Regions from separate parts of the Homo sapiens genome. Here region 2 is linked to region 1. A link is an interaction called in ENCODE POLR2A ChIA-PET data of the cell type or tissue named here. Cell type or tissue: A673. All regions are shown on one strand. Links, peaks and the distances in the headings refer to the core of each region. The heading gives the core; the rest is flanking DNA.

Evidence for each region. ChIA-PET counts read pairs that join two places held together with the same protein. Peaks named below come from ENCODE experiments on the same cell type or tissue, not always from the same donor. Only the 100,000 strongest peaks of a DNase experiment are listed, where the experiment ranks them.
Region 2: POLR2A ChIA-PET joins it to region 1 with 5 read pairs; 3 of 35 experiments call an interaction of 5 or more read pairs at or near these places.

What each region holds. Positions count from the first base shown.
Region 1 is chr16:61,943,499-61,960,348 of GRCh38, forward strand. The region is part of intron 2 of CDH8 (cadherin 8); the gene reads right to left. Among named protein-coding and RNA genes, the nearest start is that of CDH8-AS1, 34 kb to the left of the region's middle. RefSeq lists an enhancer at 13,300-14,178. In A673, for the core only: no CTCF peak of the experiment used is centred there; a DNase peak (open chromatin) is centred at 9,553.
Region 2 is chr16:62,045,161-62,062,010 of GRCh38, forward strand. No RefSeq gene overlaps it. Among named protein-coding and RNA genes, the nearest start is that of CDH8, 17 kb to the left of the region's middle. In A673, for the core only: no CTCF peak of the experiment used is centred there; no DNase peak of the experiment used is centred there.

The DNA of each region.
Region 1 (16,850 bases), core at 7,339-12,338:
TCAAAATAGTATGGAGCTTTTGATAGAGTGGTCATTCTACTCTGACACAAAACCTAACTGCTCACATGAATACCAAATAATCCCTTACCATGTCTACATAAGAACTGGGTTTATTCAGACACACAAGGCATTTTATATGTTTTTTGAATAAATATGTATTCTATTTTCCATGTACTGTGTTAACTTTGGAAAATATAAGTGAGACAGAGTCCCTTTCTCAGATCCCTTGATCTAATGCAGATAGTAGAACAATAAATACAAAATTAATACTACAACATGAAAAGTGAAATAATATTATAGGAAGGTATTATAGAGCTCAGAGGCTGAATAACACAGAGAAGGCATCTTTGGAAGATTCTCAAAGCAACAGAAGAGTTAGGTGAGAACTGAGAAAAACAGAATGAGGCATAGTGTCAACAAAAGAAGGGAATCAATTTACCAAAGCCAGTGGAAGAAAACTCTCAAGTAGACAGAAGTAGATAAAGCACATCAACAGCATAGCTTAATGGTAATAACTGGATCCTTTTAGACTGGGTTTGCATTCCAGCTTCCCTGAATAGGAGTTGTGTGTCTTTTGGGCAAGCTACTTATTATTTCCTTCTACAGAGGAGAACCATGGAGGCTTGGAGAGCATTGTTCATTACCTCAGAGGGGCATTGTGAGGCTGGAATGAGACAATAATAGGTATAAAATATGTAACGTCACAGTTCTTGGCACATGAGTGCCCCGTGAATTTTGCAACACTCAGTTGAGAAGCACAAAGTGACAGGAAATGAGTTAAAGGGATAGACAGGAGCCAAATTAAAGAGTCTGGATGTTGATTGTCTGAGAATTTGTAATTGTTGCTGCTTTGAATTCAGATACGTTTAACAGAAAAAATATACCTCTAAGGGTTCTCAGTTGTTCCCTTCTAAATACTGCTGGGGGAGGTGGCATTGCCTGTTAGATACACAGTTTAGTTGTTTCAATATTGCCTGTATTGATTATTAGCTGAATCACCTGTTTCAAATTATTTAAGCTTTCACCTCTTCTTTTAAAATCAGGAATAATTTTGGCAGCTAACTTATTAGGTTTTTATGAGAATTAAACATATTAAATCAGTGTAAATCACTTACATTTTGAGAGATATTAATATCAACAAATGCACAATAAATAGGAGCAGGCGGGGTGTGGTGGCTCATGCCTGTAATGCCAGCACTTTAAGAGCTGGAGGCAGAAGAATTACTTGAGGCCAGGATTTTCACACCAGTCTGTGCTGCATAGTTAGACCCTATCTCCAAAATAAATAAATAAATAAGACCAATGCAACAGGCATGGTTCTGGTTTTCTCATTTTTTTAAACAAGGCTTCTCAAGTTCAAGGATGTCTGTCAATAATGCAAAAACAGAAATTAAAGTAAAAAGTGCATAGATATAGGTATAGATATAAAATTAAATTCCTATCAATGATAAAGGAAAGAAAAAAAAATGGCCCAAATCTAAGACAGCAGGTTCAAAGAAAACTCAAGTTCATCACATTTACTGCAATGGAAGATCCAGTATTGTTGCCCATTATAGTCAGGGCCTTACCATCAGCACTTTAGTGAGGAGAACATTTGGCTTTTGAGTCTGACACTCCTGAGTTTGAATTGAGGTTTCATTCTTAAGAACTCTGTGATGTTAGCAAATTCTTAAACTTTTGGAGACTTTTAAAAATTGTTTCTAAAGAAGACGTGAGATTATCCATACAACAGGGTCATTGTGAAGATTAAATGCAATGGTAAATGAGAAATGCACTCTATCTTTGTTAATAGAATTTGCATCGGAATGATCACAAAGTCAGCTGCTTCTTAAAAAACGGTTATTACTGCTCAGAGAGACACATGGTAGCTGGCAGGATACTCAAGCCTCAATCAGTCCTGCCAAAAGGCCAATTTCGTTTTGTGCCTAGATGCATGATTAAAAAAAAAAAAAAAAAAAAGATTCAAGTTTATCCACTCCGATATGTCATCTTTCTTACCCTCAAAGGTTACCTGAACTCATAGGCAATGTGGATCTCTGGGAGCATCCCTACTCAAAGGTTAGCTGCAAAGTCTAAGTTTGCTTAAGAGTTAAGAACTTGACAAGGAAGAACAGAGAAGAGCAGACGGTTGAGGAGTGCTAACACCTTCTTTAGGAAATCCAAACCCAGGGAGTCATCAGCAAAGGCTGAGGGATTAGCTTCAAGGAAAATAGCTATTTCAAGACACTGAGGAGAAATTAGAAACGACCAGCTGGTGTGAATCAAGAGAAATATGTTGCTAAAAGGTAGTGGGGCAAGCTGTTTACAGGGAACTAGGCTTTCTAACAGCTTTCTCAGGCACCGTGATTTTTTTGTTTTGTTTTGTTTCTTTCACTATTTCCTCCGATTTTTCTTCTAAATCCTTTGGAAGGCTGTAGAATGAATGGCTGTAAAATGTGAAAAGAAACGTGGCTGAATCAAAGGATGCTTTGTGATTTCTCTTTATTTTAATGAGTCACAGGCAGAATGGATTTTGGCATCTTCAAAACTGCTATCTGTCAAAGGATTCTCAAAAATTTGAGTTCACCTTCCTGTTCTGAAGTTTCTACTGCCTCCTGCCCACTCCTAATATCCCACTTGCACACAGGAAAACATACACACATGTGCATGCACACACACACAGAGGACCTCTGAAACACACTCATGGCCAAAGATCTACCCTGCTGTTTTGGAGAAGACCACCAGGTGTCCTCTAGTGGTTCTTTTGCTTTTTCTGGCCTAAGATCCTTCAGAAAATTGTATAGTCAAAGACCCCACAGGAAGTTTGAGCAAGACTGGGAACTCTTTTCTATTTCTGTAAAGCAAAAACTATGTCTTCAAGAAACAGTGGAACTCACAAGAATTGAAGATTGTGTGTCTTTCATGGTGCCTAACAGAATTCTAAAGAAAGCATTAGTTTTTACACCTAGATGTAAAGTATTCTTGGAGAAGCAATTTAGGGAAAATTAAAGGAGATAAATTTCAGAGCCAGGCACAATAGGACTTGAGTTCCAGCTTCAACAGTTGATGCTTGCTCAAGCTTTTACTTTCTCCTTTGAGGTAGGCAATAGAATCATGCTTATTTAATAGGTTAGGAAACTGGCGTTTGATAGGTCACAGCTTTGGTACATAGTAAATGTTCAATACACAAGTTTTCTTCCATCTTTTCCCCTCACATACATTAACCCTCTTGATCCTGAAAACAGATGCAATTTAGGTGAAACAGGGTTACTCTGAAGGTCAATGCCACAAAGCAACTTGCCCAAGTAGACACTGCCTATCAAGCTATCTGTTGATTCTATTCTGCACAATTTGGACTCCTAATAAATAATTCCTAAACTGAATAGCAATACTTCTCTTCTTCTCTTGGGTGATGCAGAACAATCTTAGGTGCAGAATTTATAGAGCAGAAGAGAAATGATTGATGTTCCATGTAGAACACAGAATCAAACTGTGTGGTAACTAAGATTGGCAAAACTGTTATCTGTTTCCTGTGTAAATGTTCAACTCTCCTATTTACCAGGTAGATGTCAGTATAAGGAGTTTGAAACATCTCTGCTTCCTAAGCCCAAGAATTTCAAGACTGATCAAAAAACAGTGTCACAAACAGTACCAAAACAACTTCACCCCATTATTTAATTCTATACATGAATATTATTTCTAAATTGAAGTATATTTGACTTAAGATTGAGTATGACTATTATTGCAATGACTACAAAGACATGAGGCAAATATGATTTTTCTGCAAGGCAATAAAATATTTTTATATGAAAACAGTTTGAATTAAAAATTATATTAAATGTGTCAAAGAAAATGTTGAACATTCCCCAAGCACATATTTTTGTACCTATACCATTCAGGGATAGATTAAACTTCTTTTCAGTCACATGGATTCATCAAACCTGTATTGCATTCCTATCATTTGCCAGAGAAGTTACACACAGGAATGATGAATAATACATGGTCCCTGCCTTCAAGGAGTTCTCATTCTAGGTTGAATTTTCTCCCCCTATATATGTGAGTCTGTGGAAAGTAAAATAGAGCAGAATTTGTTTCAGACAGTGTAAATCTGAGGGAAAGTAAAAAACATTTTTTCCTCTAAATGAAATAACACATTCCTTTTCAGACTTAATATATGAATGTGATTTTTTTCTTGTTCTACATGTTTGTTTTAACTCATTCTTTAAAAAGCTTCATTCATTATTCTAGAGTATTACAAGTTATGTCTAAGATTAAAATAAATGTTAAATGGTTTTAATATATATTTAAATGTCAACACTGAATTGTTATTGGTCAACTTACAGAGCTATTAGGGCTCTGTTCTCAAATAAGGGATGGCTCGAGAAAATGAAAATAACCCAAGGGCATGCTCAGCTGATGGAATTTTTATCCATACAGTGAGATAGTCAGGCAAACTCTGTGGTCAAGAGCACAGGTCTTCCAGTAACGTGCCATTCACAGTCTCCATTAAATCTTCCCTGACCCTATTTCTGTCCTGGACTAGTTATCCAATACCCAAGAGCCTCACATTTGATACTGGCACAATAATGAGAAAACCACACAAAAATCAATCAATCATACAAACGTATGACCCTAAATTTGGGGAAAAACTAAGAAGGTGTTTGGAGGGAGCTGATTCTGTAAAAAATAACATAATGGAAGAGACAGATATTAAAATATGTATGAAAGCATTAACTTAAAACTGCCTATAAGAATTAGCTTCTGAGGATTTCTGATCTCCTGCTTCTCTGCTCGTTCTGATCTAATCATTGTCGGGTATATTTTAAAAAATATATCATGAAGTTGGAAGAAGTTGAGAACACAGCCAAAATCTAACATCATCTAGAACAGTGCCTCCCCAATAGTAGACACACTACTCATTCATTATTCACCAAATATCTTTCAATATGTAACCAGAATACAATGAGGGCTCCAAGTGGAAAATATGCTGTCCCCCAAAGGTTATCTAAATTCATAGGCAATGTGCATCTCTGGGAGCTTCCCTACTCAAAGGTTAACTGTGAAGCCTATATTTGCTTAAGAGATAAGAACTTAACAAGGAAAAACAGAGAAGAGCAGACAGTTGAAGAGTCCCAACACCTTCTTTACAAATACAAACCCAGGGAGTCATTGTTGAAAGAAACAATAGCCCAACAATAGATGTTAAATCCGTAGCTTTAAGCCCGCTCAAGAAAATGCTAAAGACGAGAGTATATTCTAATTGTTGGAACAGTGTCTTTTTAAGAAATCTTCCTTTTTAAAATTTTTATTCTTAATATTTTTGACAAAAATAGAAAGTAATCTGTAAAACTCTTCTTTCGAATCGCATAACCCATCCCGACATCAGTGGGTCACACAAGTATACTAATCCCATGGAGGTGAAAGTGGAGAAGAGAATGAACATGTTCAAAAGTAATCTTACATATCAAAAGTGTTTAAATGCATTTTTGTAAACAGTACCTACCGTGTGTATCTTATCTCACATCTCTAAATTGGAGATACACAGTAGAGGTCAGAATTTAAAAAGTTCTGATTACTCTTGCAATGAAGAAACATATTACAATTTAAATAACTCATGAGTCTTGTAGTTGATATTGAGAATCTCTGTTTCACATTGTCGCAGCCGCCAGACTAAAGACATGGGTATCAGGCTTTCTGGGAAAGGACTCTCTAACAACCCCTGACTCTTTGGAGTTGGGAGCGTAGAAGGCAGCTGGACTTCCTGGGTGGAGTGGGGACTTGGAGAACTTTTCTGTCTAGCTAGAGGATTGTAAATGCACCAATCAGCACTCTGTGCTAGCTAAAGGATTGTAAATGCACCAATCAGCACTCTGTAAAATGGACCAATCAGCACTCTGTAAAGTGGACCAATCAGCAGGAAGTGGGTGGGGACAAATAAGAGAATAAAAGCTGGCCACCCCAGCCAGCAGCAGCAACCTGCTTGGGTCCCCTTCCACACTGTGGAAGCTTTGTTCTTTCACTCTTCACAATAAATCTTGCTGCTGCTCACTCTTTGGGTCCACACCACCTTTAAAAGCTGTAACACTCCGCCAAGGTCTGCAGCTTCATTCTTGAAGTCAACAAGACCGAGAACCCACTGGAAGGAACCAACTCTGGACACAACATGACATCTATTAATACCTTATAGGATATGCTTGGGAAAATGTTACAGTTAAGACATTTTGGCTGGACATGGGGACTCACATCTGCAATCCCAGCACTTTGGGAAGCCAAGGCGGCAGATCACTTGATCCCAGGAGTTCGAGACCAACCTGGGCAACATGGCAAAACCCCATCTCTACTAAATAATAATAATACAAAAATTAGCCAGGCATTGTGGTGCATGCCTGTAGTCCCAACTCTCAGGGGGCTGAGGTAGGAAGATTGCTTAAACATGGGTGGTTGAGGCTGCAATGAGCCATGATCCTGCCACTGCAATTCAGCCTGGGTGGCAGAGCAAGACCCTGTCTTAAAAAAAAAAAAAAATCCTAAGCTTCATGAACCACTGCATCACACTGGCAGTTGCTATTCCCTGGCTTCTTGCAGCATATATAGCCTGAATAATCCTGAAATCAAGACAGTCAGGGACCTACAAATGAGGTTGTACAGCAAAATTATCGATAAAGCACTTTCTGTCTATAAAGGATGAACACAATATACTCCCTGGTAAGTGATACAGGTTGTAATACAGAAGGCAAGCCTTTTTGATCTCAAATGAATTTTTTTTTCTTCCTCTCTGACTTCTCTGTTGAGAGAAGGTGCAAGAGATAAGACAGAGAGTAGGATATTTTTAGCTGAGAAGCAGCTCTTCATAAGAAAGACAACTTCAGGGAAATATTGCTGGTAGGTACTAGATTTTACTCTATTTACCGGATGTGCATAAGAGTTCAATACTTATTGTTGAGTGAATCAATGTTTAAAAAAATTAAATGATTTGAGTGCAGAGTAGCAGAAGGGATGCGACTGGGTGTCTATCCCACTTATGACTTCTGCTTAATGGCTTTGTGACAAAAGTTACAATATAAAGAACTACGGTGTCAAGATATGAGACTGCATTGTCTTAACTTTCCTTTGAAAATAATTGAATAACAAAATATCTACTTCATTTCTTATTTTCCCCCCAAAACCAGTTTAAATATAATTCCTTGTTATTTATATTTTTATGTCATTAAAACCGCATATTCACTATACAGCCATAAAAAAAGAACAAAATCATGTCTTTTGTGGGAACATGGATGGGACGGGGGCCATTACCCTTTGCAAACTAATGCAGGAACAGAAACTCAAACATTGCATGTTCTCACTTATAAGTGGAAGCTAAATGATGAGAATTCATGAACATAAAGAAGGGAACAAAAGGCACTGGGGTCTATTTGAGGGGGAAGGGTAGGAGAAAGAAGAGGAACAGAAAAGATAACTCTTGGGTACCAGGCTTAATACCTGAGTGATGAAATAATCCATACAACAACCCCCCATGACACAAGTTTACTTATGTAACAAACCTGTACACTTACCCCCGAACCTAAAATAAAAGTTAAAAAAAACCTCCACATTCCAGTCTTTGGATAACTAGTAATCATCATCATCATCATCATCATCATCATCATGGCAGGTATATTTGAATGGGCACTTTCTTTTTACCAGACATGATGCTGAACAATACACATATATTTCATTTTATCTTCCCAATACATGTATAAAAGATGCCATATGGGCCGGGCATGGTGGCTCATGCCTGTAATCCCAGCACTTTGGGAGGCTGAGGCAGGCGGATCACGAGGTCAGGAGATCGAGACCATCCTGGCTAACAAGGCAAAACCCAGTCTTTACTAAAAATACAAAAAAAATTAGCTGGGCGTGCTGGCGGGCGCCTATAGTCCCAGCTACTTGGGAGGCTGAGGCAGGAGAATGGCATGAACCTGGGAGGCAGAGCTTGCAGTGAGCCGAGATCATGCCACTGCACTCCAGCCTGGGCAACAGAGTGAGACTCCGTCTCAAAAAAAAAAAAAAAAAAGATGCCATATGATCTTCTTTTTGTATATGACAAAACAGAACTCAAATAATTTTTTTAAAAAACTGTCCTAGGTTATTCAACTAGCGTGAAAATACTGGGATTCCTTTTTTTACATATTGCAATGGATTTCACATTTTACTATACTGAAGTCAAAAGCCTGAAGCAGCTTCTAAACTACCATTATCCTTTCCTCACCTACAGCACTTTTATAGGATGTTAATTCCTTCATGCCTCTCTCTCCTCCTTTTCTCTTTACTTATTGAAAGGGTTATGATTTCCCCATGAGCCACTACATTAAACAATAAAATACTGCAGGTATCCCTCACCAAGAGGAAATACATTTAAAATTTAATAATGAAATCAATGGGAAACGGGATTTGCTTCACAAGAATTTGTCAACTTTGCTGGAATTCATTCATTGTATAAGCTAATAGAAAACTTTGATGTGGAGAGAAATGGAACAAACTCCCAAGAAGTTACTGAATATTATCGAAGACAGTGGCCATGTCTTCTACTTTATCTGTGTGGCTCCCAAAGTTGAACTCTTTAGAGCTGATGTTGACTAATTGTCTGTTAAAACGTCTTTTTTGAGATTTGTGAAAATTATAATTCTCATTATTAATAGGAGTCAAAATAATGAGCAAAATAAACTATCATTTCTTCCATGGGTTTGTGAAATAGGAATAAAATACCACTACCACAGCTAAAGAATACCACAGAAGAACTCCATTCATTAATTAATTCAAAAATAAATATATTTTGAGCTCCCTTACTGTGCTAGGTGCTGAGAATATAATAATGTACAGTTGGATTTGGGAGACAGACTTATGGTTTTACTTATGGCATTTGTGTTGCTAAGTGTTATAAAAGATAGGTATTGGGCATCATGTAAGAATGAATAAAGAGGTTTGGCTTCATGGAGAAGTGCCAGGGAGAGCTTCTCAAATGAAGTAAACATGTAAAAGATTTTCAGAAGGCTGGGAGTTAGCAGGCTGGTTGCTGAAATGGCAGAGGAGGTGAATTCAAAATAGAGGAAATACATCATGAAAACCATGGAGGAAACAATCTATGCAAAAGTCAAAAATTAAAAGAGGCTAGAGCTGGAGGAATGCAAATACTGTTGAAGAGGTTGCATGATCTGCAGAAGGTTGAATAAGCAAGCAGGGGCAAAATTATGCAATGTTTATTAGGGATCCTCGGAATGTTATCTCCTATGGGCAATAAAAAATAATTTATGTGTTGTGCTGTCTCGAATAATTTTCACAAAATGCAAATCAAATTATATCCCCTCTATGATTAAGTGTAGAGCACATATTGGGAATCAGAGCAAATGGATACAAAGAGATGACTTAGAATACCTAGGTAACAATTCAAGGAGGATCTTCATTTGCATCCTGCTATTGTCTGTGTTTTTATGTCTCCCTAATATTCCTATGTTGAAATTTAAATCCCCATGTGAGGATGGTAGGAGGTAGGGCCTTTGGGAGGTGATTAGGTAACGTGGGCTGACTCACTCTCCTGAATGGGATTAGTGCACTAATATAAAAGGATCCACTCTCAATCCTTCCACCATGTGGGGACACAGAGAGAACTTGTCAGAAGGTGCCATCTATGAACCAGAAAGTAACCCATAACCAGACACCAAATGTGTTGGTGCCCAGATCTTGGACTTCCCAGGCAGCCTGAACTGAATGGACTAAGACAGAGCTCAAGGGTAGAGGAATAAAGAGAACTATATAAATTAATACAAGACATATTAAGAATGTATAATTTTCATGGAGCAGAGCTTTCCATATTTCTCATACTTCTGCTATTCTTCTTCATCTACTTGATATTTTTTCTGTACAGGAACACTATTAATTTATTTCTTGCTCACCATGAAATACATTTTAAAATAACTTGTCATATTGTTATTAATGGGAAAACTGATGTCATATTATGAAGAGAACATTACAAATACAGTGAAAAAGAAAACTATATATAATGCTAGTTCTTGTCTCCCAAAATTTCTGAGTATGAGACCAATTTTTCTTACAAAAAAAAAAAAGACACTGGAGCCAGTCCTGGTGGCTCATGCCTGCAATCCCAGCACTTTGGAAGGCAGAGGTGGGACGATTGCTTGAGCCCAGGAATTCGAGACCAGCCTGGGCAACTTGGCAACACCCTGTCTCTACAAAAAAATACAAAAACTAGCCAGGCATGGTGGCACATATCTGTAGTTGCAGCTACTTGGGGGGCTGAGGCGGGAGAATCGCTTGAGCCCAAGTGGTCGAGGCTGCAGTGAACTGGGATTGTGGGATTGTGCCACTGTACTCCAGCCTGGGCAACAGAGTGAGACTCTGTCTCAAAAAGAAAAAAAAAACTTTATATATATATATATATATATATATATATATAAAATACCTTAATAACATGCTATCTACTATATAGAGACTTTCTCCTTCAAATATCAAAGGACTCAGAACTAAACATTGAATAACTGCTTCCAAGAGATTACATTTTGTTTAATGTTGTATTGACCAACTCCATAAAATCGTCTCATTTAATACACCATGTTTGCAATGTATAATTGCCAGATTTAGAGGTTAACAAGGGGAGTAATGCACTAGGCTGAACTCTTTTCATGTCAGGGCTTCCCATATCTTGCTAAAACACATTTTGAAGTTGGTTGTTCAGCTCTCATCTATCCACCATGGAGAAAGGAGGAGGAAAAACCCATTATATATGATGTCCATCTTTCCCAGTTACTTGGTTCTCACCCTCTCACCTATTGAGGGTTTCACATCAAAACAATTATTCCAGTCCCAGAGCCAATGATAATGTTAATAGTGTGGTCTCTATTAAAAACTGGGACTGGGTTTTAAATATCTTTGTATCCGTAGAACCTACAATTAAATTTGACTCATGATAAATACTCGAAATGCACTTTGGGAGGCCGAGGCGGGTGGATCACAAGGTCAGGAGATTGAGGCCATCCTTACTAACACGGTGAAACCCTGTCTCTACTAAAAATACAAAAAAATTAGCTGGGCATGGTGGTGGGTGCCTGTAGTCCCGGCTACTCAGGAGGCTGAGGCAGGGGAATGGCGTGAACCCGGAGGCAGAGCTTGCAGTGAGCCGAGATTGGGCCACTGTACTCCAGCCTGGGCAACAGAGCGAGACTCCATCTCAAAAAAAAAAAAAAAAAGAAAGAAAGAAAGAAAGATAAATACAGGAAATGAATTTGCAAAACAAAAATACTTTTAAAAACCAGCCCAAGCTCATATAATTATTCAATTGTTGAATTCAAATTAGAGTAGCCTAAGTCCCAATCTTTAACTGTGGGAGAAGTGAAATATCTAAGCAATAATGAACACATCTGTAAATATAAACTCTGCTTTGTAGCAATAATATGAAAAACTAAGACATAATGAACCACCATTATTTCATTGTATTTCAGCAGTAACCTTCTAAAGTGGGTATTGGATCCACTTCACAGATGTAGAAATGAAACAGAGTCAGGGAAATGGCATTACCAAGTCCATAGACCTACTAAATGTGTAAGAAAAGGATTTGCACCTAATAAACGACATGCTATCCTCCACTGTAGACTATTGATATTCATATAACAAAATGGGTTACTGTTTTCTCTTCAGATGTCCTAGTACCTCTGTTAAATCAAGGTTAGCCTAAAGCTGCCTACTTACATACTTAAGTCAACCTAAAGATTTCTCTATATATAATGAACCATAACCTAATGGAGGTATAAACAGACCATAACCTACTCTTGTGCCAATCATTGAGTTTTGGCCAAAGGGGCCAGCTGTTCAAACCATGTTCAAATAAAGCAAACATCAAGCTGTAGCCAATCCCGCTGTTTGTGTACATCAATTCTGTTTTCTGTATGCCACCGTCCTTTTCTGTTCATAAACCTTGTACTACATGGCTGCAGAGGAGTCTCTTTGAGCCTCTGGTTCAGAGAGCTGCCTGATTTCTGAATCGTGCTTTGGTCAATTAAATTCTGTTAAATTTAGTTTGACTGAAATTTTTCTCTTAAAACCTCATAGACATAAACTTCATCTACTTTCTTAATTTTTTCTTTCTTTTTTTTAATTACCATTTACAAGAAAGAGTTTATCATAAGGTCATTTAAAAGTGGTCACACAAAACTCTGGATAACTTTAAACAGGGAAATCCTAGCAGGAAGGATGTTTCTGATAGTCTGTAAAAATACAAACCAGCTCAATTACAGTGCCTAGTATCTTGTAAAGATGCATCTTCTAGGGCTTCTGGAAAATTCAAAACTATTGGGTTCTCTCCATGGCAAATGTTTAACTGCTGGGATATTCTTAATCAGTAAGTGCCCCCAAATACACAGTTCCATTATCACCGTTGCCATCTGAGAGTACAATAGCATGTAAATAAAAGCTATCCCACAATTAAACAAACAGGTAGAACTGAGTTCTTTATTACAATAATTCAAATACCTTTATTTACATTAAAATTATTAAGCTTACAAATAATTGTATCCAATCACTTAACTACATTAGTGTTCAAATAAAAGGAAGAAAATATTAAAATATGTTTAACTTTTTCTAAATTTCCATGTATAACTTAGTAATAAGACAAAGAGTATCAACCCTGTAAACTAGTTGTCAAAAATTTGTATACACACACTATAGAAACACTCATATACATTCACTTTTTAAGAATATCTACACGCTGAAGTTAAAAATCTCTTCTGATCTCCTTTTTTAAAAATGTTCATTGCATAACAGAAGTGATATTTATGTGTTTGTTTTGTTCTAAAAGAGGCAAGACAACCTTTGAAAAAGCACAAGCCTTACCTTATCTTAAGGTAAACTCAAAGAAAATGTCTACAATTTACTCAAATAACCACTAACTCCAAATAATCCATCTTGAAAAAGAGGAAAGAAAGGGAGTAAATTTACATTGTGTTCTATTATATTCTTTAATGTTATCTAATTTCCAAACAGCATACCCAAGGTAATGCAAATTCTGTTTTATGAGGGCAAATTAAGCCTAATATGCATAAACACAAAGCAGTATCTATTTTTACCATAAAAATACCAAGTCCCTGAACAGTATTTTTATGATGCTGCTTAACAAGTTTGTATTTCCTTGGCAGGAATTTATTTTACTTCTCAAGTATAAAACAGAAATAAAATAAAAGAATAAAAATGAGGTAAAATGCTCAATTCTGTGCAACTCATTCCAACTTCAATAGTATTTTTATTGGTATTGATTTTCTTTACCCGGCACCCTCAGGGATGGACTTGAAGTTCTTCATGTAGGTGGTCTAGTTTGTAGGGTCCTTAAAACTAACATTGCATGATTACCTGCATTCTCTCCAACCCACTTTCATCCTCCTTGTGGTCAAAATAGTCCATATTCCTAGGTCAGTCCTTGTGTTCAATAAAATGCAGACGCTTCATTAAGAACATTAGATGTACCTGGGTAATTTAGTATTTCCAACTGATTTTCAGAGTAGATTAGGTGTTAATGTAATATTGCTTGGCAAATCATTTCAGCAGAAGCAAGTTAGTAGAAATGGTTATATATTCAAAATTAGGTTTTGGCCAATTGATTCTTAATTACACAATCAGAGACTCAAGAGATCAAAGTTAATAGTCCTTCCTCCTCCCCTAAGACATGCAGATACACACACATACACACACATATGCACGCACACCTTGAAAGGTTCTAGCTGCTCTCAGGAATCAAAGGATATCCTGGCAGTATTTGTCTAAGAATAAAGCTTCAAATGTCTAAGCAAGACCACCTACAGTCTATCTGATTGTTCCCTTCAAGGAAGCCAGAAAGAATGTCGATTTAAGAGCCACAAGCAGCAGCTAAGTGTAGTTTAAAAGGAACACATTGGAAACGCTCTCTTTCTGTCAGAGTCACAGTTTGTATGAAAAAGAACACTAGTTAATGTGACTTCAAGAGGTTCCAAACTATTTAAATAGCCATTCGGCTCAGGTACAAAAGAGAAGAGGGCAGGATATAGGATGGAAATGAAAAGACCAACTAAAATATATATAGATATATGAACATATATAGATATATGAACACAAACATACATATGCTCACACATGCACACGCATTCATTGACTCTGTTCCAGCCACACAGGTTTTCTGAGTATGCCAAATTTTCCCATAACACAGATCCTTAGGACTTGTTATATTATTCATGCATGAAATATTTTCAACGTGATTTTTTTCATGTCTGGTTTCTCACTCTTCAATTTACAGCTTGAATGTAATCCCGCCTCTGCTGACCACCGTACAGAAAGCCATTTCCTCTCCCTCCTCTGGTTCATCTCTATCACATCTTTCCCTTCATCTTTATATTCCAAGAACCTAGTGCAGGGTCTGCTTTAGAACAGCCACTCAATACAATGTTCTGTTAATACTGGGGACTCTATTAGATGGGTAATTCTACTTGGGTAATTGATAGTTAACATACGCTGCAATATAAATGTGCATTGGCTATATTACAGGCCATTCTAGGGACTGAATAGAGTATGTGGAAATAAAAGAGTTTTTGCCCTCAAAAAGCTATATCTTGTGGGAGAGGGGGATAAATTGATCAAACCCTGTGGATGATTAGCAATCAAGAAGCACAGAGCTTGGAAAGCCAAGCCAACCTGCATGAGACAGGGAAAATTCCTGAGGCTGATGATAGCCTAGGTGGACCATCTGGGGTTGAGCTAAATAAAAGAATGCTTGGAAGTGCTCTCCAGTCAAAAGAAAAGCAAGCATGCAGCCTTGAAGTCATGATTGTTCTTTGATCTATTTGAAAGTTGAATGTACCTGTACGAGTATGATGATATGTGGGAAAGCAGCTAAACAAAGCAGAACTACATCAATATAAGAAAGCAATATTGTCACATTCATCCATAACAGCAACATAATAAAATTCTATCATCCTTATAATTTAGGTCAACCCTTGTCAATTTGTCAAAGCCTTTTGTATACCATTGCTCTTTATCTATGATTCCACAGGGAAGCAAAAATATAAAGGTTAGAAGGGTGGGCTCTGGAGTCAAATTTCTCTAAAGCCTCCTGGCTGGAGAATCACAGATTTGATCCTCAGTTTCTTCATCCATGATAGAGATTGATCATAATCTTCAGAATTATTTTATGAAGTAAAATAATGCATATGAAACTATTTGTATCAGGAGTGTCATATAATACTCAATAATTACAATTGTCACACTCTTGAAAACATTCTCCACATCTGAGATTATCTACTAAGATTATCTACTAAGAGTAGTATTTCAGAGACAATTTCCTTCTCTACTCAAGAGTATGACACAGGAGGCTCTCCCTGATCTGACCCTGACCATTTCTTTCTAGCTCCATCTCCATCAGTATAACCCCCAGGCCATTCCCTGGACAACTGCCTTAGAGACCGTACAAAATTCCCAGCTACACACAGCCCGATCATAACTTTTCACATTCACACATGTTGCTTGTCCTCTCTGCCTGAAATCCTTTCTCTCATTTGGCCAACTTCTGATTTTCCTTCAAAAATCAACTTGATTCTCACTTTTTCTTGAAATTCTTCTTTAACACACCTTCTCCCCCATCTCCATCTCTCACCTTCATCTAACTTAAATACTTCCATTCTATTCCTATCTGTGGGCACCTCTCACATAGGAAAGGCCAGGCTCTACTATACTTATTCACCTGCCTGGCTGCAGAATTAACTATAGACCTTGTGGTGCCCAGTACAAAACACAAATGTGAAAAAAAGAAAAAAAGACATCATTTAACATACTAAATATAAAGGGTGTTTTCCTTTCTTCCACATCTCTCTTTTGCTTACGTGAATGCTTCTTTGTCCCATAGAACTTCACTTTTGAAAAATTAAGAATCTCGAGACAATGACAGCAGAGGATTCATCAAAGCATAGGGCCCCTTGGGGTAACAGACACCTGTGGGACTCTACTGGTTACTCGCAAAAGCCAGCCCTGCCTTATCCTCCCTCTCTCTCTCTCTCTCTCTGTGTGTGTGTGTGTGTATATATATATGTATGTATATAGAGAGATGTGTGTGTGTGTATATATATATATACGCATACATATATACACACACATACACAGAAAGAGACAGAGGGAGGAAATGTTTATTACACCTCAACAAATCTTTCTCTCTGTATGTGTGTCTGTGTATATACACATATATATACACACACATATGTATGATATCTATATATCTATATATACACACACACAGAGACAGGGAGGATATGGTCATTATACCTTAACAAATCTCTCTCTCTCTGTATGTGTGTGTGTATATATATATACATATATGTATATATGTGTGCATATATATGTGTATATGTGTTTATATGTAAATATATATACACACACACAGAGGGAGGATATGGTCATTATACCTTAACAAATCTTTCTCTGTATGTGGTGTATGTGTGTGTGTGTGTATATATATATATATATATATATATATATATACACACATACACACACACACACAACATATATGTATGTATGTGTGTGTGTATACACATACATATATACATATATGTGTGTGTGTATACACATACATATATACATATGTGTGTGTGTATACACATACATATATACATATGTGTGTGTGTATACACATACATATATACATATGTGTGTGTATACACATACATATATACATGTGTGTGTGTATACACACATATATACATGTGTGTGTGTATACACATACATATATACGTGTGTGTGTATACACACATATATACGTGTGTGTGTATACACACATATATACGTGTGTGTGTATACACACATATATACAT
Region 2 (16,850 bases), core at 5,025-10,024, 99 kb after region 1:
TCAAGTGAGCCCATTGATACTTACCTAAGAAGAGCAGATGGTTAGAGAATAGGTCCTTCTGTGATACCTACAGCTTGGCCACTCCTCTTAGAGTACCATTCTGTCTTGTGGCTACTGGGCATTCAGGCATTCATTCCACTCTCAATTAGCCCTTTAAATGTTCCACCGTTCTCCAGTATTTTCAGGGCTCCAGGCAAACCCTCCTTTCATCCTCCAAATCATCGTGTTCTAAACAGTTAATTCCTTGCACATGTAACAGCATATTTTCCTGGGGAATAAAATTGTGTTTTGTATTTTTTTTCTTTTTTTTTTTTTTTTTGAGATGGAGTCTCGCTCTGTTGCCAGGCTTGAGTGCAGTGGCACAATCTTGGCTCAATGCAACCTCCACCTCCTGGGTTCAAGCCATTCTCCTATCTCCACCTCCCGAGTAGCTGGGACTACAGGCACGCGCCACCACGTCCAGCTAATTTTTGTATTTTTAGTACAGACGTGGTTTCACCATGTTGGCCTGGATGGTCTTGATCTCTTGACCTCGTGATCCGCCTGTCTTGGCCACTCCCAAAGTGCTGGGATTACAGGTGTGAGCCACGGTGCCCAGCCAAAATTGTTTTTTTGTTTGTTTGTTTGTTTGTTTGTTTGTTTTGATTGTTTCTCTCTCTATTCCTTTTCATTAATATGAGACTAAAGGCAGCTAATGTTAGAAGAGGGATTGCTTCAGTTTCATAGTCTAGTAAATAAATATGGGTTAATATTTTGTATTTAATGACCTAAAGAAGAAATAAGGGAATCCTGAGGCATAAATGAGAGAAAGGAAAGTGTTAGGGCCAAGATCCTTGTGGGAGGAGAGGTCTTCTGTTTTTACAGGGAAACAGGCTCTGATACCAGTTTGCAGTCTGGAAACCACTCAAACTTACAGATGGAGGAAAAATCTGGCCACTGATCTTCATGCTAGCATTCAGAACATCTGGTGGGTGTGTTCTTGACCAGTCCAGGGCTACAGATGAGAAGTACCCTCTGAACAATGGATCTTCCTCATATCCATTTCCCCATTGATGAACTCTGTTGAGATTTTTTTTACCTATTCAGTTACCTGGAAGCTGTGGATCTTGGAGACTGGGTCTTAACCAGCCTTATACATGGGAAGGTCTCAAAGGAAAAATCTGGATGGAAATGCCTTGGTTGGAGCTGAAGAAGAGGGTCTGGCTTGTCCAAGAACTAGCAAGAACACTGTTTTTTGGCATAGATTTTAGGGCTCTTTGGATATGCATGGTTATGGTGCTGCTGGTGATTATAAAGGGGCTCAACCCCTTTACTCCAACTCCTTGGACTTGCCAGGAAGCTTGGCTCCATAATCTGGGGATTCAGTTGGGATCAGCTTATTGAACAGACCCCGAGCATAGAGAAATGACTTTTCCTCTCTTAGGCTACCTCCTTATGAATAGTGGCCATCTTATCTTCTAGATGGATCATAAATATGACATGTACTATTAAGTTTTCACTTACATCCATGCTTCCTCACTTGTAAGTCCTACTATGCCTTGCGCATATCTACAGCATCAGTCTCGATACACTGTCCTATAACTTTATGTTTATTTATCTTCCGCCCTCACTAGATTGATTTCGAACTCCATGAAAGCAGAGTCGATTATCCATATCTGTGTATATCCATATCTGTGTATCCCAGATCTAGCCCAAAGCCTCATATGTAGTCAATGTTCAGAAATTATATTATTTAAGATAACAAACCAATGAATATGACTGCAAGGATAACTATGGCACTATTGTCAGCAGTTAGCTAGAAATAGATCCAGATTTGGAGTTAAGAAAAATCAGATGGCCCAGCAGATTGGTGTGGGGAGCTCAATGAGAAAAACAGATTTCTCTGGAAAAGAAAGAAGGAGTAAAGAGGATGGCAAAATAAAGTGAAAAAAAACAAAACCAGAAAACTCAATCTTCTGGAGCAAAAATAAAACAGTGAAGATTAAGAGTGAACACAGGGGAACAATTCAAATTCCAAATGATGATTTGCATAATGGTAATACTAGTAGCAATAATAATTATAATGACACCAAGAATCAGTGAGAATCCATCTGTTTCTTAGTGCCTCATAATTTAGTACCTCAGTGTTTACAGAGCAATTTCTCATTCAGGATGTAAATGATCCCTCAGGCAGAGTATACTGCCTCCATTGCCTTAGACTCACAATGGTCATCTCATTCCAAAGATAGAGCGCTAAAATAGATTCCCAGAGTGCCTTCTTCCTCCAGAGCTAGGAGTTTCCTTTAAGACCAGAGAGAAGTATTTTATTCATTTATCTTTGAATCCTCAGTAGCACAGAAGAGATGCTCATACATTTTCGTTGATTTATCATCTTATATCTATCCCACAGCAAGCTCCAAGATAAATAGGTCCTGTCCTGTACCCCCATTTTTTAGATGAGAAAACCAGAGACATTTGGTCAGAGTTGAAGTTGGAAAACAAATCTGAGATTTTTGAAGACATTGTTTTTTTTTTCTGCAGTGCCATAGTATAGCCTAGAAAGATTACCAAGGTCACATTGCTTAATAATTACTTGTTTTCTGTTAGCAATTCTAAGAAAGCACATTCCTTTAGTATTCATATAGAGGACTAAAGAAATCTCATGTCAAAGTTACCACTTCTTATGCTTTGCAAGGATCAAGGACAAGGCTTAACACTTTTGAGTCAGTCTTGAGCACCTAAAGCACTCTTTTAAATTTTGAAGTGATGGAAAACAGGAAAAGCTTTTTGCATCTGGATGTAAAAATCCATGTGTATTTTAAGGGAAATAGGATCCATGCATTTCTGATTAATTTACACTTAAATCAATGAAGTGTTTTGCAAAAGATATTTGATGTTCAAGAAGCCTTTTTTAAAAAGTCTAATGGGACTTTAAAGCTGTTTTTGTCTTAAGAAGAGGAACTTATTTTTTCCCCCATGATCTTATACACAAATGGTATGGTTTCAAAGTCTCATTTACAGAATCTTTTTGCTTTCAAAATCTTTCCATTTACCCCTACCCAGAGGTAGCTAACCTGGATTTGATTATGATTAGCTTTATCTATCTATTATTTATTCATTATTTTGTCAGTAGCATTCTCAAGGAAACAGGCAGATATATTTGGGGAGACTGTCAGAATATTGGATGTGATCTTCTTCCTCATAAACAAAAAAGCCTCAGAAGTTTCTAGCAAAATGGAGGACTGAATGAATTACACAAGATACGATTATCATGTGGAGGAAGAAGATGTAAAACAATGGCTGAGGATAGAGGCTTGGAACCGATGCTGTCTTCATGTTTGTAGAGTAGATAAAACCAAAAGAAAATGTGTTTGGGGGTGATGGTAACTAGAATTAGTTGAGCAACCACTATATGTTTGAGTTTTTCAGAATGCTGTTCTATTTAATCTACTCAATTGTTAGGAGATACAGATGTTATTAATTCCATTTTTTAGATGAAGGATGTAAGACTCAGAAAGAGATATTGACTTCCCTAAATCACACACGTGGTAGGCGGCGAGTGTAGGATTTCTACCTGTGTTTTCCCTTCAGACCAAACTTTTTAGAAGACCTCAGCATTTGTCATGCTGCAGGTAGTGAGTCCCCATGGCGATTTCTGATGGGACAGAGATGTGGAAAATAAATAGGTGGGAAAGTTACTTTCTTTCCAATTTTCCTTCAACCCTCTGATTTTTGTCAAGAGAGAACATTTCAGTTCCCTGCCAGTGCTGATCTCTCTAACAAGGCCAATGCTGGCCTCAGGTTCAGAGCCTTAAGCGGACTCCAAGTACCTTGTTAGAATTGAAGAACATTGTTTTGCATTCATTCAATTCATTTCTAAGTTTACCTTGTATTTATGGCAAGTAAAAATAATTTTCTTGTTTTTAGGCATGAATATAAAGTTTTCTTTCAAAACAAATGTTTATTTTATGTTTTTAGAGAAATAAGTTGATTAAAATATTTTATCACACAGATGGTGCACAGACAAAAAAAGACAGCACTGTATATATGACTGTAGCTTGGGGAGAAATAGTTATATTTAAAAAAGTCCTTTCAAAATAACATTATCAAGTAAATTGTCCACTTAAACTGGGAAGTATACACATTTAAAGTAGTATTCCTGAGCTTAAAGTTTCATTCAATATTGAATGTTTCATATTACTTTCATTTCCTGTAAAATCATCTCCAAAAATATAAATGTTAGGTCTAGAAGTTACAAAGAATTGGAACAGTATAACCTATTCCAGTGGACATTGCAGAAATGGTTTTAGTCTTCAGCTACCATTCAGATACAAACAGAATTATAATATTGTATCTCTGCCTGCCTTCCTCCCCACCAACAATATTTCAAAACAATAATCATCATCTTCACTTAACATCCTGGACATAGGTTAATGGGAATTCTGCTGTAGTTTCTTTTTTTCACAGAAGGCTGAGTTAAAATAAATCAAATAAATCTTCCCAGTGTACACATTTGAAGCAGAGTATGTGAAAACAAACTAAAACCTACTTCCAAGTTTTGTGACTATTTTATTTGGTTTATCACCCAATTTCATTTGGGGAGACATTGTGGTCCTCTTCAATAAAAGTTTATTTTTATTTTTTCTCCTTGCCATTGCAAAGGGAAGTCAAAATATTGCTCATAAAGTGTGAATGTCTTTATGAACAGCTGATAGATATCAAGGAAATGCTCTGAGGATTAGAAGGTGATTTTGTGACAAAATATCTACTTTCTCTAAATAGTACCTTCAGTAGCTTTATAGCAAATATTGCCGAAGAAAGAGAATATAAATCGCTTAAATCCCCCAAGACTTAATACTGAAGAATCATTTATGTTTTTCTTTTGTTTGAATTACTAACACTGTACTGAGTAAGGAAAAAAAAAAACACTTTACAAAGAAAAGTGAACAGAGAGAGGGTGTGGAGGGTGCTACGCACACAGTACTAAACACTGGGTCCCTTTTTGATCATTGGTTTTGCATGATGTATTCAGGGCCTTGGAATTTGGGGTGCTTCTGTGGGGATATTCACAATTGTAAACGATGCACATCTTTTATCATTGCCAGATGTGAAATATACAATTTTGGAAATGTACCAGTTTGGAGTCAGAAAATCTAGGATGTATTCTGGGTCCTGTCGCTAGAGATAGGACTTTTAAAAAGTAAAATAGCAATTGTTCTTTTTTCGCTTTGATTTGTTTCTCTTTTAGAGATGAGTTTCTGGTAGTCACTATTTGACAAATTGTAACAGAACCCTCCCCATTTTCCTTTCTACTTGCCCTGTGAATTTGTTCCTGCTGGTTGGATCAGTCAAGATGGGAATGCTAATTTATTACAGCAGTCTTTTGTCAATGTCACTTTTATATGTATACAGTGCTTTCACCTCTCCTTTTTCCTTTTTCTGTGGTCACACCTCCGCTAACTCTCAGTAAAAGATTGCATTTAACTCTCTGAACCTGGGGTTCTTCATCAGTAATCGGGAAGAAATTACCCTTGTCTCACCTCTCTCACTGGATTTTAGGAAAATTCCAATAATATGAAATCTATGTGGCAAAACTGCTAACCCTAAATACACGCACACACATACACACACACACAATGTTACAGTCATTTATGTTAACAGGTGAAGTCAAAAGCAAGAAAGAAAAATTTTTCCTGTTTGTCAGAAATTTTGGGTCTAATGTTGTGCTGTGGTTTGGATGTTTGGTTGAAATCTGATCCCCGGTGTTGGAGGTGTAGCCCAGTGGGGGGTGTTTAGGTCCTGGAGATGCATCCCTCATGAATAGATTAACACTTCTTCCAGGGTGAGTTCTCTCTCTGTTTGTTCCCCTACTACTGCGGGTTGATAAAAAGAGCCTGGCAGCTCCCCACTGTCTCTTGTTTCCTCTCTTGCCATGTGATCCCTGCACACATCAGCTCCTCACCTCCCCTTCACCTTTTGAAGCAGTCTCATTGCCTGGAGTAACACCCAAGGTTTGTTGTCTCAAGGCCATGGAGAACAAGGACGTGGACACACAAAGAGTGAGGTTAAGAGTGCAAGTTTAGGCCGGGCACGGTGGCTCACGCCTGTAATCCCAGCACTTTGGGAGGCTGAGGCGGGTGGATCATGAGGTCAGGAGATTGAGACCATCCTGGCTAACATGGTGAAACCCCGTCTTTACTAAAAAAAAATACAAAAAGTTAGCCAGGTGTGGTGGCAGGGACGTGTAATCCCAGCTATGCAGGAGGCTGAGGCAGGAGAATGGCATGTACCCAGGAAGTGGAGCTTGCAGTGACTGGAGATGCACCACTGCACTCCAGCCTGGGCGACAGAGTGAGACTCCACCTCAAACAAACAAACAAACAAAAAAAGAGCAGAAGTTTAGCAGGGGAAAGAAAGAGAATAGCTCCCTGCAGAGAAGGGTCCCAGAAAAATGGGTTGCCAGGTCCATGGTGAAATGCAGGGGGTTTTATAAATGAGCTGGTGAGGAGGTGGTGTCTGATCTACATAAGGTGTAAAAAACTGGTTGGACCAGGTGTGTCATATGCCTACGGTGTGAATCTCTGGTAATCCCACCCTAATCGTTTATACAGGCAGGTTCTCTGCCTGAGCTGTGCCATGTTGCCCATTTCTTTATTACTGTACATGTGGTAACAAAAAAAAAGGAAGATGGAGCCTCCATGTTGGACATACCAGGCCCCCAGGTAACCCTTTTCTATTGGCGCCGCTGCCGGCATTCCCCCATGCAAGCTTCTGGCTTCCTTATTTGTTTGCAGCTCAGTTTTTCAGGCTGCTCTTTGTTAGAAAAGAAATTATTTTGGTGGCTGTTTTTGTTAGAAGGGAAGCTCTGCTGAGGACTTCTTTACCTTCACTATCTGCCTAAATAATTTCTTTCTATCTCCTCTATCACTTTTACTATAAGTGGATGCAGCCTGAGGCTCTCACCAGATGCAGATGCCCAATCTCGAACTTTCCAGCTGTCAGAATTTGAGCCAGATAAACCTTTTTCCTCTATAAATTGCCCAGCCTCAGATATATTCCTTTGTAGCAACACTAAACTAAGACATATTGTATCTGTCATCTTCCATAACGATATTACACATAGACAGAGAGAGTGGGTACCACGTTATATGTGCGGGAGCCAAAATCTCCCTCATCAGCAGACATACTTGTCTGGCTTGCCATTCTCTTTGAAAATTTCACCATGAACATTTCTCCTTATAAGCAAAAGCATTATATGAATACTTGGTAGTAATAGTGTTTATTTGTTTGATTAACCCACTAGAAGTTCAGTGTCTTATTAATGTATAGATAGTGTATCTATGACTACATCTACCTGACTACTCACTTTTATCAAGTATGTATTAAATCTCATTTTGGTTTCTACTTAGTATCAGGTGCAGCTAATTGGGAAATGAATGAGACAAGATGCCCTCAAAATCTCAGTCAAGTGGCAGAGACAGACATTGTGAACACATGATCTTGGTTCAACAGCAGCTCTCAAGTCCTGTACAGAATGGATTGATGGTAACAGCGAAGGCATAGGAGTCCGAGAAGATCCTTGGAAATACCTCTCTGAATAACCTTGTAACCTTCTAACCTTGTGTCATTTAACTTCTCTGACACATAGTCGGGTGTGGCTGGAGTGTAGAATACATGGGAGAGTATAAGAAGTTGGAAGATCACGTGCCAAGAAAGTTAAATTAGCCAACTCATGAGGTTCTCATCTTCCAGGCTGAGAAACTTGGACATTAGTCTACCAGGCCTCTTTCGTGTTGAAAAATATCCAGGAGGTGTATATATATATCACCTCCGTGATAGCTGTTAAAAATATATAGCCCTAGAGGTTGGGTGAAGTGTAGATGTTATAAGGGACAATGGAAGGCAGGAATACGATTTAAGAGGTAATTGCAATACTAACAAAAAACAGCAAACATAAAATAGAACTTTTATAAGTGCTTTAAGCCATTGACTACACATACATAGGTACCTCATACCTATACCTATAATAAGAATACCTTAGGATACAGGTACTTATGATACAGGTATTCTTATTGTCTTTTGTAGATCAGAAGTGTGAGCTAAAGGGAAGTTAGGTAACCTGCTCATGATCACACAGTTAGAGTGCCTTCAGAAATCTTACTTTTAACAATTACGTTATACTGCAGTAGTCCAGGTGGGAAAATAGGAGGGCCTGAACTAAGCTGAAGCATTATAAGAACATGCTTTTTATGTGAATGCACATTTTGGACTTGCTATCTCTGTGCCTATGATATCGTTTGTACCTCCAGAACAGGCACTCTGAATTGTATAAATTATTGTTATCTTTATAGTGTTTTAACACAGCCTTCTTTAGTGCTTGGCAAACAGCTCATGCACATTTAGCAAGTGCACCAGGGTGATGGGAGTCAGAGGCATCAGTAGATTCTGTCTACAATTTGAAGTATACGACTCCACTGCAACATGAGACTCCAGGTATTGCCAGGCAGACATGCAACAGTGCCCATTGCTCTTGCCTTCCTCCATCATCGTTGCTCATTGCTTTAACCTAGAATTTCTTGTTTACTTTCCCTTGCAGTTTATGCATATGGACATCTTGCTTGACCTCCAAGGTCCAGTCAGCTGATGAGACAACTGCTATAAGAATTATTTGCAATCTCTGCCCATCCACAAACTCTCCACCATGACTACTGCACTTAGAGCACTCTGCAGTATTTTCCAGATGTCTGTTATCTGTCCTGTCACACCTAGCAAGCGATCTGGGAAAACAGGGAGCATCTATGATTTTAACGAAGTATTAACTACACACAAGGCAATATGCAATAAAGAAAATAAAATGTCTTGAAGGATTGTGAACATATGGGAAATGATAAGTGACTGACAGAGTTTAAATTGTGTGGATGGTATACCTATAGCTTAAGTCAAACAAAGTTTGTCCCACTAGATTTTCACACATAGTATAGTGAATAGAGAAGATATGAGTGGATAATTTCCTCACAGTGTATAATTTCCTCAGCCTGATGTCCACAGCCTTTATAATCTGCCTCCAACTTCCTTTTACTAACCAATCTCTCATAACCTCTGTGTGAAACTTTCTCTCCACTCACTCTGAACTTAGTGCTTTGGTTTACTAGATTTTTCTTTAAATTTTTTTGTCTATGGCAGTTATTGCAGATACCTCTTGCCATGCTGTAACCAGAGCAGACCCTTCTAATTGATTGTGACTTAGTATGGAAGCATTTTTAAGATTTATCTCAGGGCAGCACTTAAGACAGCCACCAAAAATCATTCAGAATTTGACAATTAGATTAACTTCCTTTGCCAAATAAGCTTGCATGCTTCCTTCAGCTTGAAATGGCCAACTTCATTGGTCTCATCATTAGGAATCCTGCTAATTCACGTCCTCCATGAAAACGTCCTGATTTCCTCAATTCATGGGGAATTACCCCCTCAGACCTAATGTATCACAGGTCTACAACATTCAGAAAATCCTTCTCATTTGTTCCCTAGTCTGCCTCCTTAGCTGTTGCAGTCACAGCCACCTGTTTGCATGACCTTACCTGTCTACTTCTTTTTGGGGTAAAAATGCTCCTTATATTCCTTGTGGCACTCATATAAGCCTAGCACTTAGTAGGAGTTCAGCGAAACTGGAATAACAGAGATAACCAACTGATGGGTGGGGAAAAAAGCAAACCCGAAGAGACGCTGATCAAATTTAGTATAAACCAAGACAATGGAAAGTGAAGAGAGAGTGGATTGACAGGGCCATTATGTAAGTTAATTTGCTCTAAGATGTCAGCCCCATTCTTGGCTTTTCCTGGCTTTCAATCTGCGTGAACTCCTTGTCCTGCAGACAGACAGACAGCTTCAGGGTGGATTAAATAATCAGTCAAGTGAGAAGAGCATCTCCCAATATGTCTGCAAAGACACTTCTATTTCAAGAATGATTATTAAAAGCCACAAGGAAGACAGTGATAACACAGTTGAAACATTGACTTACTGATCAAAAGAGACACTAATACGCACTCCTTAAGGGAAAGAGTTAGATTTTAACATGCATACAAGCAAATCCCTTTGCTCCTTCTTTTCCATTCTGCATTGTCACACAAAAATCCCATTTCTGATACTCTCATTTTGGCTCACGGCTTTTCTGCAAATAGTTTAATTTGTGCTTTGTTTCGTCTTCTTTCCTTCCTTGCTTTCCTGCTTCTTTCCCTTTCTTTTTTTTCTCTTTCTTTCTTTCTTTTGTTCAACTATTTTAGCAGAACTATTTTTCTTTAGGTTCTATCTCTTTTTTGTATCACTCTGTTTTTCCCTTTCTCCCTTAGTTTATTTCTTTTTTTAATTGCATTCAGAGAGATTTTCCTCCTCAAATAGATGGTGTGGCCCCCCGAATAGAACTCAATGTACAATTTGTTGAAGAGTAAACTTCATCAAGTAAAGTTATAGTGGGACTTGGATTATTTTATTTTTTTGTTTGTTTGTTTGTTTTTTAGGTGAGATATCATTACCTCTTGAAATCTAAATGTCCACATTTGTAACATAACATGAGTGCATTATAGCAGGCACACAGGAAGACTCTTAAACGGTAACAATGGTGACTTTAATCAATATTGCATATGGAAATTGAGCCACTGACCTTGGGATATCTATTATATTGGCTCAATGCAAATTGGTTCTTTCATTTTAATCCCCTGGGTTTTTTAACTCATTTTATGTATATCAGTCAATTTTCTGAGATGTTTGGCTCTTTTCACCTAGGATAACTGTTTTCTGCAACATGCTAAAATTCATTTCCATGTGGCAGGTAGAGAGGTCACTAGGTTTGTAAGCACTCCTAATTAAAATGCATGATGCTACAAAGGTAAAAGGGACAATGAGCCATAAACAAATCGCCTGACAGTAGCTGACAGCCATCGACTGGACGTACATGTTTTTTTCATTGAGAATAGGAAAGATCTGGTTTTTTTAAAGATGCACACATACCACACGCTCTTCCAAGTTAACTCTTTCTCATGAAAAATCTGTCTCTGACTTAGGATTCAAATGACAATTGAAACTGGAGGAGCTGACTTTTCTCATACTTCCTCTCAACTACTTTCATTATTTACCATCTTAAAATCAATTTTCAGGAAAAAAATAAGGCAAGATCCATTATTAAATATTTTTAAACATTAGGTGTTAGTAATCATACCATTTCAGACCTAGAAGGACATTTCAAGATAATTGTGGTCATTAATCTTTTATTATTATTATTATTATTATTATTATTATTATTATTATTATTTTGAGACAGGGTCTCACTCTGTCGCCCAGGCTGGAGCGCAGTGGCGCAATCTCGGCTCACTGAAACCTCTGCCTCTCAGGTTCAAGCAATTCTCCTGCCTCAGCCTCTTGAGTAGCTGAGACTACAGGCATGCGCCACCACACCGGCTAATTTTTTTTTTTTTTTTTTGGCAGAGACAGGGTTTTGCCATGTTGGCCAGGCTGGTCTCAAACTCCTGACTTCAAGTGATCTGCCTGCCTCGGGCTCCCAAAGTGCTGGAATTGCAGGCATAAGACCACTGCAGTCCTGGCCTACTGATTTGTTTTACAACCTGAGATCTGTGCTGTTCAAGCAACTTGCTCAGGATCACACACGGTATTTGGAAATGCTGGCTCTTAACTGGCCCAGGCACAAAAGTCTTGTGCCTGTGATTTTTGCTCAGTGAGGATGCATAACAGCTAACAGCCAAAATTCAAATTCAGGATTCCTGACTCCCAGATCAGAGATCTTTCATTTTATGTGTGTCCTAAAATGACCCTTTTCATTAGTTCATTGAAAAGTCAAGTGGTTTTGTATCACTTATGTTTATATTTGCTACAGTGAGTTGGATATCAGCACTTTTTGAGTGTCTCCTGATACCTGGCATTTAAATGTGTATTACCTATTTTATCATCTGTTCAAAACTGTAAGATAGGTTATATGACCTCAATTTTTGAAATGAGGAATAGATCATCAGAAAGACTTAATAACTTTCTCAAGAAAACATAGACTAAATCCTGGAATTTGGCTTGACCTATTATTATTTAGAAAGTCCACATAATTTTGACTAAACCATTCTGCCACCTAAATCTTCTAAGTACTGTCATTACAGTGCCCAATGTAAAATTAGTCATCTAATGCCAATTTTCCCAGTGTTAATGAACATCTCCTAGTGTTTATGATCTTAATGAAAAAAGTTTAAACATATATATTATGCAATAGATATTATATGCAATATATAATATAACATCTATAATATCTATTTGATATAAATAATATAATTTCTATTTATTTGATTAATTGCTCATATTTGCTGATATATTTTTTCTGAGGCTAATTGATTGAATAGTAAACTAGAACCAAAGAGAGGGACATAGGGAAGACATTGTCTAAATAGAAATTATGCATCCTTACTATTCACAATAGCAAAGACATGGAATCAACCTAAATGTCTATCGATAGTAGACTGGATAAAGAAAATGTGGTACATATACACAATGGAATATGATGCAGCCATGAAAATGAATAAGATCATGTTCTTTGCAGGAAGATGGAGGAAGCTGGAGGCCTTAGCAAACTAATGCAGGAACGGAAAACCAAATACCGTATGTTCTTACTCACAAGTGGGAGCTAAATGATGAGAACACATGGATATATAACACTGAGGCCTATCAAAAGGTGGAAGGTGGGAGGAGAGAGAGGATCAGAAAAACAATTAATGTGTACTAGGCTTAGTACCTGGGTGATAAAATAACCTGTACAACAAACCCCCATGACATGAGTTTACCTATCTAACAAACCTGCACATGTACCCCTGAACATAAAAAAAAAAGTTTAAAAAAGAAATTGTGCATTCTTTGCAAAAATAGTTCAAGTATTATTCAGAATACCATTACAAAACAGGCATATGCCCCAGGAATATGAAGAACTCTTATGTTTCAATAGTAGAGTCACAAATGTTTGGATGTGAGTAAATGTGCATTGCTTGAATCCCTTTGGAATCCCCCCATCCACACTTCCTGCCAGGTGAGCAGTTCTAATCCATTCTTCTTCTCTTAATGAGGGATGCTGAGGTCCCCCCAATCAGAATTCAAGGCTGCATCCATCATTCTCTCTAACTACTCATGCAGTCTTTCAGTAAAAGTTCACCTGATTTTTAGCACGTTAATAGTTCTCAAATGTATCCATTTGCATCACCCCTGACATTGCCCTATTCTAAGTCTTCACCATCTCTTGGCGACATTATTACAAGCTCCCGAACTGGTCTACATAAATCTGTAAAAATCAGCTTTCGGAAACGGAAATTGGCTCATGTAATTGCATAGCTGTTCCTCTCAGCCCTCGCCCTCGCTGCTCATGACATTCTTTAGAACCACGCTGAGGTTGCCCTTTCCTCTTAGTATGCAGATTGACACCTTTGTCATCTCCTACAAGATCCTGAATGGGGAATACCTCTCCTCATCTTGCAGGAAACTGCTACTTCTTCTCTGTGCTGGGGAATACTGGCCTTGGCACTAGTCCTCATGCAATCCAGACTCTGCTCATGTTCTTCTCTCCGCCTGAAACTCCCCATTCTGGATTAATTTTACTCATTCTTTAGATCTCAGTGCAAGCACTCTTTCTTCAGGAAAACCATCCCTGAATCTACATCTATTTCCAGCAAATCTGTTGGGGTTTTTTGTTCAATGCTTTCATACTACTGTTTCTTCTTCTCTGTAGACAAACCTATACTTAATCCTGGCTCTATCACATACTAATTCTTTCACTTGGTAAAAATCAACCTGTCCACACTGAGTTCAATTTCTTCTCCTCCATGCTGGGAATAATGATGTCTACATCGTAGATGTGTGGTGGGAATCAAATGAGATAACAAAGGTAATGCCAGATAGGTGTTTGCTTTGTTTTTACCTTTAGTGGATCTGCACGGTCAAACACCTTCACCCACACATCAACATACTCACACTCCTCTTTTACTTTTACAGAAGGTATGCATAGGCAGTGCTAGACAGCTTTTTAAGAACCTTACCTTAATCGTGTGAATTCATAGAGTAGAGACATTGTAAAGATTCATTCTGTTGATTCTCCTACCATGTGTTTCTTTCTTTAGAATAGTGGCTAGAGGCACAGATGCTCACGCATTACTGCCTGGGTTCAAGTCCAGGCTACACTTCTTACTTGATGCATGATCTTACTAACTTATTTGTTATGACTCCTCTTTAAAATGGGAACAATAATAAAACTGAACTCATGGACTTATACTAATGATTAAAATAATGCATTAGAATAGTGACCAGATATATTAAGCACTATATGGGTTCCAGCTTTTAAAACAGATAAGCTTCTACCAACCTTGAAAATTCAATTATACAGATAAGCTTTTATCTGTGTTGAAAACTCAATTAAACATGGTTTTATTTTCATAAAGCAAAGATAATGCTTTTAGAATTCTGAGAAGGCACTGGGAAATGAGTGAAAGAGAAATCAAACCAGCCTAGAAGTCACCCTTTTGCATTATTTATGTATTATGTACATGAAAGTTAGGCAGGAGTCAAGAAATCCATTTGTTTGCTTGACTGTTATGAGTCAGGTTTTAGGGCCATAAAGAGAATGAAACTAACATATGACACCAGGCATCTTTCTTTTCTATTCCATATATTTCTTTTACAAAAACTGTACTTATTTTCAGGATGTTTACAGACACATTAACTGTCTTCAGATCATATTAGCTGAAAGAGCATGTTTGGGAGAGAGGGAAATATTTCTATTAGGTTCTAACTAGTTCCTAGGCAGGGGGATGAAAAGTTTACATCATTAATTCCTTCTGAAGACCCTGTGAGCTATAGAAAACTCCTGCTGTCATTGTAGTAAGGATGGAAATCATGTCCTAATTCCTCTTTTCCCAAAGGAAGTTATCATCCCATTGAATCTTTCCTGTTTTGTACCTTCATTTTTCTTTAAAAAAATTGGTGTTTTCCTTGAGACATGTTCCAGTCTTGACCCTTATTAGCAAACCCTAACAAATCAGAATTAACATTCCCCTAAGAGAAACAGAACTTTGGACACACTTTCTGGAAGGAAAGACACAAAAACATGCCCAGTTCTCTCAAGCCTCTTAGTGGAAAGAATTTCTTTTTCTCCATCTCTGGCCAACTCCTGTTTTTTCAGCATTTAACTCAGATGTAATCTCTTCCAGGATTCTTTTCTTAACCTTCCCTATTCCGCCAAAGGATGAGTTCCGTATCACTTATTATGCGCTAGTCATTAGACAAGCTGCCATCAACTTGGCATTTACTGGGTTTATTGTGCAATGGCCATTATAATTATTTATAGGATGATGGTAGAGTGTCAGAGTGAAAATACATTTTTTCCAGAGTGGAGACTACTGTTGGCTCTTTCAGGGGAATCTCCAGAGAAAGCCTGGCATTTTACAATTCACTTCCACGGATAAGTCTTCCAAAACTCTATTCTCTCCCTAGCTGGGTTATCTATCCCCCTTCTTGAGTTTACCCTGCAATTTTCACGCCTCTATCAGCGCTATTACCATCCTGCTCTCTGATCATCTGTTTTCAAGTCCTCCAACACAAGACTGTAAATTCCTTGTAGGCAGAAATTTTCTCTTAAACATCTACAAATCCATGGTTCTTAGCAAAGTGCCTGACATACAGTGGGCATTCGATATATGCACCATTTACAAAAAGTAAATATTGATGTTTGAAAAATGTTGGAAAAAAAAGCTGAAGCTGCAGAATTAAAAAAAAAAAAAAAAGACAAACAGAAAGGGAAGACACGGTAACCAGAGCTCCCATCTGTTAGTCCCACATCTAACATATTCTGAGACGTCATATTTTCAAGCCCCTATACAGGGATGGAAGCGGAGCACATGCCTTTGATTTTTTGTATTTCTTTTAACACACACTGTCTGTAACCACACCTGCTGAAAGCATATGCATGCCATAGGAAAGAATACTCAGCTCCCATCCACAAATGGTTCTGCACTCTCAAACAGACTGGTCTCGTGACTAACTTAAAATATCAATGCAGAGGAAAATCTACCTTACACAGCAAGGGTGATGAAAGATTCAGGGGAAAACTATTTCTTATTAAAAAACTGGGTGCTCTAAAGCATACTGGCTTTTTCCATTTAGTGATCCTTTGCAGCATGACACCTTTATTGTAAAAAAGCACATATTTAGAAATGACTGTGCTCAAAAGACTCCTATTTTTCAAAGTGCCTGTGGGCTCCAAATGCAATTCTATATGCAGCTAAGTCTCTAGATGCTACCAACACTAGAGATTCAACAGGCTCATGCACACTTTGTCTTCTGTCAATCTGTCACCCAATTTGACCAAAGAAGTGGATCTTTGACGGTAAAATTATTTCAGTGTTTATTTTCCTTCTGAGTAAAGACAAGGGGTGTTTAATTGTATATCATTGACTCACACTGCATATTTCCCTCTGTATTTAATCTACATGATTCCAATTTAACTAATCAAAAAGTAACTCATGCCTTGCTTTCCCAATGACTTTCTTGTAGTTGTTTTTGCTCTACCATTTAACTAGAGGCATATGTAAAAATGTACCCCTAAGTTTATGAGATTATTGGCAGTATCAAGGCTCTGTTAGAAACAGATACTCTGAAAAAATAAGTTTAATACTTTAAGATACATATTTATTTGGAAACATTTTATTGAAAAGGATTGTTTAAAAAAATCCTATATAAATTGCTAAGTTACTGCTTGTAGCAAAATTGCAGTAATTATAGCTGTTAATATTATAATTATTTATTATAATACATGTGAAACTAGGTTTTATATAAAGATGACTTTG